Linked DNA regions of Homo sapiens: region 2 is linked to region 1. The links are chromatin contacts, found by Hi-C or POLR2A ChIA-PET in ENCODE. All regions are on one chromosome and are shown on one strand. The core of a region is the stretch at or near the end of the contact, and the rest is flanking DNA. Distances in the headings are between cores, read along the strand shown.

The links. Hi-C counts contacts between places; a loop is a spot of excess contacts on that map. ChIA-PET counts read pairs that join two places held with the same protein, here RNA polymerase II (POLR2A). Pooled maps may share reads with other maps.
Region 2: a loop to region 1 is called in a map with no recorded cell type, with 12 times the contacts of the local background. The contact joins the enhancer-like site here to the promoter of ST7-AS1 in region 1. A Hi-C loop is called at or near these places in 2 of 37 single-sample maps with no recorded cell type and 2 of 50 pooled maps. POLR2A ChIA-PET finds 5 or more read pairs at or near these places in 1 of 52 experiments (H1).

The regions. Positions count from the first base shown.
Region 1 is chr7:116,952,760-116,956,162 of GRCh38, reverse strand. It overlaps ST7-AS1 (ST7 antisense RNA 1), which reads left to right and starts at 1,829. Exons shown (of 1, transcript NR_002330.1): 1 at 1,829-3,403. ST7 (suppression of tumorigenicity 7) reads right to left here and starts at 2,662. Exons shown (of 16, transcript NM_001369598.1): 1 at 2,472-2,662. The coding sequence starts at 2,622. It overlaps ST7-OT4 (ST7 overlapping transcript 4), which reads right to left and starts at 2,315. Exons shown (of 5, transcript NR_002329.2): 1 at 2,054-2,315; 2 at 1,484-1,702; 3 at 1,010-1,189. RefSeq lists silencers at 50-309, 1,907-2,206, 2,267-2,466, 2,677-2,746 and enhancers at 1,668-2,591, 3,007-3,116.
Region 2 is chr7:120,400,423-120,403,825 of GRCh38, reverse strand. The region is part of intron 1 of KCND2 (potassium voltage-gated channel subfamily D member 2); the gene reads right to left. Among named protein-coding and RNA genes, the nearest start is that of KCND2, 130 kb to the right of the region's middle. Within about 2 kb of position 1,250, at least 5 of the 41 ENCODE cell types and tissues checked have a DNase peak (open chromatin) inside an H3K27ac peak, as active enhancers do.

The DNA.
Region 1 (3,403 bases), core at 580-3,079:
AAGAAAATAGGCCTCTAATGTCTGCAACTGTTTTTTGAAAAACCTAAACTGTTCTAGGGTGGTTTGTGGCTATAATTTCATGTCTCAAAATTAATGCCAAAGTCCTCCTCCCACCCCAGATCCTGCTACCCTCTCATAAAAACAGCAGAGAGGTGAGTGCTCTCTGTGTGCTTCCCCTTTTATCTTTCTTTATGACTGAAATGAGCATGAAACCAAACTGAAAAGTCCAGCATCATCAGGTCTTCTATCATGTGTCTAGCAAGGTACAGCCCGGATGGCACGTTCATCTTCATATTTTCGCTATCTCTTAGAACTGCCCCTACACAAATTAACAAAGGCATCTCTGAGAAATGCTAGATTTAAATTGCTAGAAGACCTAACAATGCCCTTCCTTAAGAAGTACACATTTTCCCAGTAGATATTTTGCTTCTTGCCTGATCTGCACAGAGCACTGGATGTGACACTTACACATATATACATGGGTAATTATTTAACCTGATGAAAATGTGATATACAAATGTATATCATGAAATAAAATTTTAAGTGTGTAATAAGGAGAAACATTAATATTTTAAAAACTAGTGTGTTTGAAAATCCCAAGTGCAAAAGTGTTGAAAGGTGGGACCTGTGAGTGGTAATTAGGTCATGAAGGCTCTGCCTTCAAGAATGAATTAATTTTGTTATTGAGGGAGTAGGTTTGTTATAAAAGTGAAAGTGGGCCCCCTCTTGTTTTCTCATGTTCTCTTACCCTTCCACCTTCCACCAAGGGATGACAGCAAGAAGGACCTCCCCACATGCCAGTCCCTTGATCTCAAGACTTCCCTGACTCCTGAACTACAAGAAATAAAATGTGTTCTTTAAAAATTACCCAATCTGTGGTATTCTGTTACAGCAGCACAAAACAGACTAACACTGTTACCAACAAATACGTAATTCCATTAAAACATATATTCAAACAACTTCTTAAAGGTATAGAACTTTGAGACCAGAAGGTATCCTGGAGACATACTTGTCTAAAGCGAAGAAGACAATATTGCGACAAGCAGCCATCCAAAAAGATGAAAAGCGAGAAAGCCATGGTCTTTCCGATGACAGACTCAAAAGGGCTGAGCAGCACCTATTCAAATGGTGAGACAATTCTAGAGTGCTGAATCCTATCCGCCTCCCAGGGACACGATCCCGAGGGATACTACAAAACAAATGTAAATATGAACATGAGTTCAAGTTAGTAATCAAAATACTTAAGTTAGTATCTGAAAGGTACAAGTTTCCTAACAAAATGAGTACATTATCTCAAGCGTTTTAAAAAGCGTTTTAATGCAGCTAAACACCTGAGGAAAATGCATTTCCAGACTTGCACTCCCAGAGTATGGAGATTAACAAGGGAAGATATATATGTGTACATATGTATATATCTTCAGGACTGTAAGAATTTCCCAGTACTGTGAAATTAAAATTTAAAACAAAAACAAAAACACTCTACCTTGAAATTTCCAGATTTAAAGGACTGTAACCCTTAGCTCGAAATTTACTTTGTGTTTCGGAACTCTCTGGAGTGTTAAGGCTCGTGTGTTTTCTTTGCGGGTGTTTTTTTAACGACTCAGTGGGCTGGCTCCAAGTTTGTGAAGATCCTGTTAATTACCTCCTGCATTTACCACCGACCAAGGATGGGAGGCACGCGGCACTTGCTGAGCATATGTAGCTTTACAGGGAAGGGAGACGAGCAAAGATCACTGAAAACTGCAACCGAAACCCTCAGAAATTCCAGCTCTCCCCTCTTCCCTCCGGTCCCTTCGACAATCCATTTGGTGACCTGACACGTCATCCATACACTCCCAAGAGTGCCTTCGGGAACCCCTCTCCCCACTACCCAACCAGAGAGACAGCCCCACGCCCGGCAAGACGCAACTCCGGGCCACGGAGGGCGCCGCCCGGACAGCCCGGCCGGGTCAGGGGGCTTCGCCGCCGAGCACCCTCCGGCAGCCGCCCTCGGGCCTCCGCGGCCGGGCGGGAGGGCGCCTCCCCGACCACACTTCGGCCGCTTGGCACCCACAGCCGGGAGGGCGTGAGGAAGGACTCGGTCTAACTCCGGGGAACCCTCGGAGTTCCGGCGCAGACACCCGAGGGGGTGTCCTGGGAACTCCTTCGCCCGCGACACCCGTTCTTCTCCGTCTCCCGACCACCAGCGACGCAGCAGGGCGGCTGCCGGCCCGGCCCGGCCCGCCTTGCGGGCTGTGCGCGGCGCAGCTCTTCCTCCGCGGGGCCGTGAAGGCCACCGGCCGCCCCCGCGCGCCCAGCTGCCCGGCCCCGCCGCCTAAGCCGCCGCGTTGCTGGCGGGTAGCCGCGGGCCTCCGGTGCGCGGGCCCCGGCGCGTCCCCGAGCGCGCGCCTGGCCGCGGCCCCGCGCGAGTTGCACTAACTTTCCGGGGCGGGGGAGGGGTGGGCGCCGCGGGCCCGGCTCCCAGGCCTTACCTGTGCTCAAGTTGTCGTTGATTTTCAAAGGCACCCGCAGGATGTAGACCAGGAATAGCACGATGAAGAACCACACGGTCCACAGATACGTCCAAGACCAAACTATGCAGGACTTGAGCTGCTCCAGAAAGCCCGTGGCCGCTTCAGCCATGTTTCAGCGCTCCTCTCTGCTGCCGCGGCTCTTGGTGTCTGCCGGGATGATTCACCGGCCCGGAGGCGCAGCTCGCGCCGCCGCCGCCGCCGCGGCCCGGGCGCCCCCGGAGCCCGCCCGCCGCCGGGGACGCGGGCTCGGCGGGAAATCGCGCGGGCCGCGGGCGCGCCGGCTTTTCCTTCTCCAGCCTTATTGCTAACTCTCTAAAGGTCCCTACAAGTGGCTTTCGTGGAGCGATCACGTGGCCCCTGCCCCCTCGCGTTCTGGGTCCATTTATATTTATTATGCTAATATTTAGAAAGAGAAGGCCAAGTGGCGCGCCGAAGGAAACGCCTCAGGCAGTTACAACCCGCATAAGTTGAGCGTTTACCACACGCCAGGCGCTGCTCCACGATCCGTACAATCTCATTTAACCCCTGCAACAATTCCCCACTACGATCCTCTTTCTATAGGTAGGGAAACTGAGGCTCACAGCAGCTGCGTAGTTTACCTTAAGGTGGAACCAAAATTCAATTGCAGTGGTGTATTCTGGGGTCCGAGGTCTTAAACCCTACTCTGCTCCCTTATCAGGATTCAGGCTCAGGGAATGAATAAACCCGGGACAGCTAGGAGAAGGGAGGAGGTGCGCTCCTGTCGCCGGCTAGTAGGCCTGAAGATAAATCACTCTATTCAGCAAGATTTGGGTGGCAGATGCTATTTACCTTTGTTCTGTCTCTTTGAAGCAGCGCAGGGATTTTCCAGAGAAATCTTGACAGATGAATGTTTATCCTCCAGGTTTTTT
Region 2 (3,403 bases), core at 1-2,500, 3.4 Mb before region 1:
AAAACAGTCATTGTTTATATCTGGAAAAAACATTTTAAAATGTCACTCTGATCAATAAAATTAGACATATGTGTTGTTATATAAATGTATTTTCTTCCCCAAAATTATTTACTTGTATTTCATGTTGTTTTAATTAAATTAAAAATTTGAATGTGAAATTGTTTTCAATTATAAGTCTTACGTTAAAAAAAAAAATCACCTGGCATGGTGGCTCATGCCAGTAATCCCAGTACTTTGGGAGGCCTAGGCAGGTGGATCATTTGAGGTCAGAAGTTTGAGACCAGCCTGACCACATGATGAGACCCTGCCTCTTTTAAAAAGACCAAAAAAAAAAAAAAAAAAATTAGCCGGGCCTGGTAGCCATCGCCTGTAATTCCAGCTACCAGGAGGCTGAGGCAGGAGAATTGCTTGAACACGGGAGGCAGAGGTTGCAGTAAGCCATGATCGCACCACTTTACCCCAGCCTGGGTGACCGAGGGAGACTCTGTCTATAAAAGAAAAAAAAAAAAAACATGAATAATAGGGTGATTTGACTAAATTTCTGGGCCAATCTGTAGCTGCCATCTCTTCAGACATCTTCTTAGCTGGCAGAGGGAGAAGAGTATCCTCTTCTCTCAGTCACAAATTCTCTCTTTTAGGAACTTGGAATTGGGATTAAGATATTATAATTTGGTTTGGGTTAATCCCTGGAAGGGAGAATTTGTCAACTCTTGGGAGCTTGGGAGCTTTGGCTAAGTCATCTTTACATATGGACAATGCAGGAGAGAAAGCCAGACTGTGGAAAGCAAAAACGTTTAAAGTTCAGACACATTGTTATGTAAGTTCAGTATCTTCTGTATTTCCAGTTATGCTTCCCAAGTTTACTTATTACATACCAGTCCCATTATACATTCTTGGCTTAAAGGATTGAATATCTATTCTGTCACTCAACAGTAATAATATAAGGAGATTTTAAAAGAAGATGTTTAATCTTCATTAAGATTTTAACCTTATCTACTGCAAGCTCCCTTGGTCTAATCATCTATTCAAAATATGTAGATTATGTAAGCAAACTATGTCAAAAAGATAATATAAAATTAAATATTTGCAGGTTCATTTTAAGTCCCTGGGAACATTTTTAAAAGTACACTGGAATTTATTATCAAAGTTCTTCCTGTAAGAAACAAAATGAATCATCTTTAGAGGGAAATGAAAAATTTCACTCTCAGGTACAGAAGCATGTGACTAATACTCTGAAAATAGCAACTAGCTTGGCAATAACCAAAGAAAGAAACTACTGCAACATTAATCCACATAGTGTAACTGACTTGATACTGCCTCCTTCAATATCTTTCATATCTTAAGATAATATCCACTATCGCCTGCTTCAACTGAGAAAAAAAAGTTAAAAAAATTAAAAACAACAACACTTAGGTCAGAAAATAAATGTTTATCGTTTTCAAAAGCTGGAATGCATTCAGTTACTACAATCATTCCGTTGTACTCCCCGTTCTTTGTTTTCTTAGCATCCTTTTTTGTGGGGGAAGGGATGCACATGGGAAGCTTCCTTAATTTAAGTTCCTTTCATCTGAAGATTTCAAAAGCTTTGCTGATGGCTATTATTTACAGTAGCTGAGTAAATGGGAGCACAGAGCCAATGGGAAGCTATAACTATTCTATAAATGAAATACAAAGCATTAGAATCTTGTTAAAACAAGTCAAGATGTAAAATGTCTTAGGCATTCTGCTTCATTCTGAACTCATTTTCCGTTTGTTAAAGCAATTCACCATTTTGTCACCCTTTTCTTACATTCTTATAACAATAACAATTTTGGTTACTTATTCAGAAATATTGAGCCATCGGGCCCTAATTTTGTTTTTAGAAATTAAGCCCAGCTGATGTACTACCAATGAGGATATACTTAAAAAGAGTGGTGGGGTATGTATAACAGTATGACATGCAATTTCAATGTGCTTTAGGATATAAGTTATTCAGAGAGAAAGAAAGGATAGAAAAATAAGTCTTAGACTCAAAATTGATGGAAAACTGAATACAGGAAAGTGCTACTATAGGAAAGGGATAGAATAACAAAGCAAATCTACAACAAGATAATTTTGGACAGAAGGCTACTAAGACAACAGATGAGGAGAAGAGTTGTGTCAGAGGCAGAAATGTGTGGCTAAAGATGGGGGGAAGAGGACTGACGCCTTATAAACACAGTAATATTTCTAATAATGAAATATCTATCAAAGCTTTTGAAAGCCACAGCTCCCATACCTGGTCAATCATCAAAATCACCTAAATAGCTCATATATATGGATTCCCACTGTGTGCTCCCTAGAAATACTGATTTAGTAGAACTGGCTCAGAGTCCATAAATTTGTACAGTATTTTTAAAAGGTTTTATGGTGAATTAGAAAGTATAAATGTTTTAGATGTAACTTTCCACAATGGGCAGTACCTCAAAAGCATATCTAACTCTGGGAACAGCACATACTTCCCTAGTTCCCATTTACTAACATGAAAAAGGCAGCTTAAAATAGGAACTGAAAAAAGACAGGTTTGTCTTGAGATTAGATGTCACACTCAGGCCGTTTTTTGATGTCAGTACAGCTGCATGGTCTGTATCTTGAGATGCTACCGTGCTATCTGTCCTAGATTTTTTGCTCCCTGCTTTTCTCTCAGTTTGAACCATGGGATAGTGACACCAAATGCAGTCCAATTGGAACACTGGATCCATAGGCTGTCCTGTAATCTGTCCATATTACCAAATTTGTCTTTTACCTTCTACTCATGCTGACCTCACAAATCTAAGAGGCACAGAATCAGAGAAGTTACCAGAGTGCCCCATGGTCACTTTAGGTCTTCTTCTTCTTTTTTTTTTTTAATAGTACATGCAGTGCTCATTTAATTTGACCCTCTTTATTCACAATCAATTAACACTTAATTGCCCAAAGATTTGCTAAAGGTTATCTGAATCAAGAAGTTTTCTTGATCTCATTAGTGTTATTTATATCAATATTTTTAAAGAGTGATCTTTGCTCCAAATGAGAAACACTGGTGTCCTTGTTAGATGCACAGTCACAGACTGCATAGCCTACTGAATTAGAATCTATGTGTGCAGGAGTTAGATATCTGCATTTTAAAATGAAGTTCTGCACATAACTTCTATGCACATTAAAGTTTGAGGATTGTTGGTAAACACAGTGGTAGTTTAATTGATTAAATAATTATTTACTTTAATTGATTAAATAATTATTTACTTTATTAATTGATTTCACAAACAATTTGTTGCTTTCTAGGAGCCAGTCATTTAACAGGCTATGGGAGTATAAAGACAGTTTGAAAAAAGTGTATTACCTTCCAGTGGGAAAGACAGACAATCAATAGATACACATGGAAACGTGTTACTTTCAGTTCTGG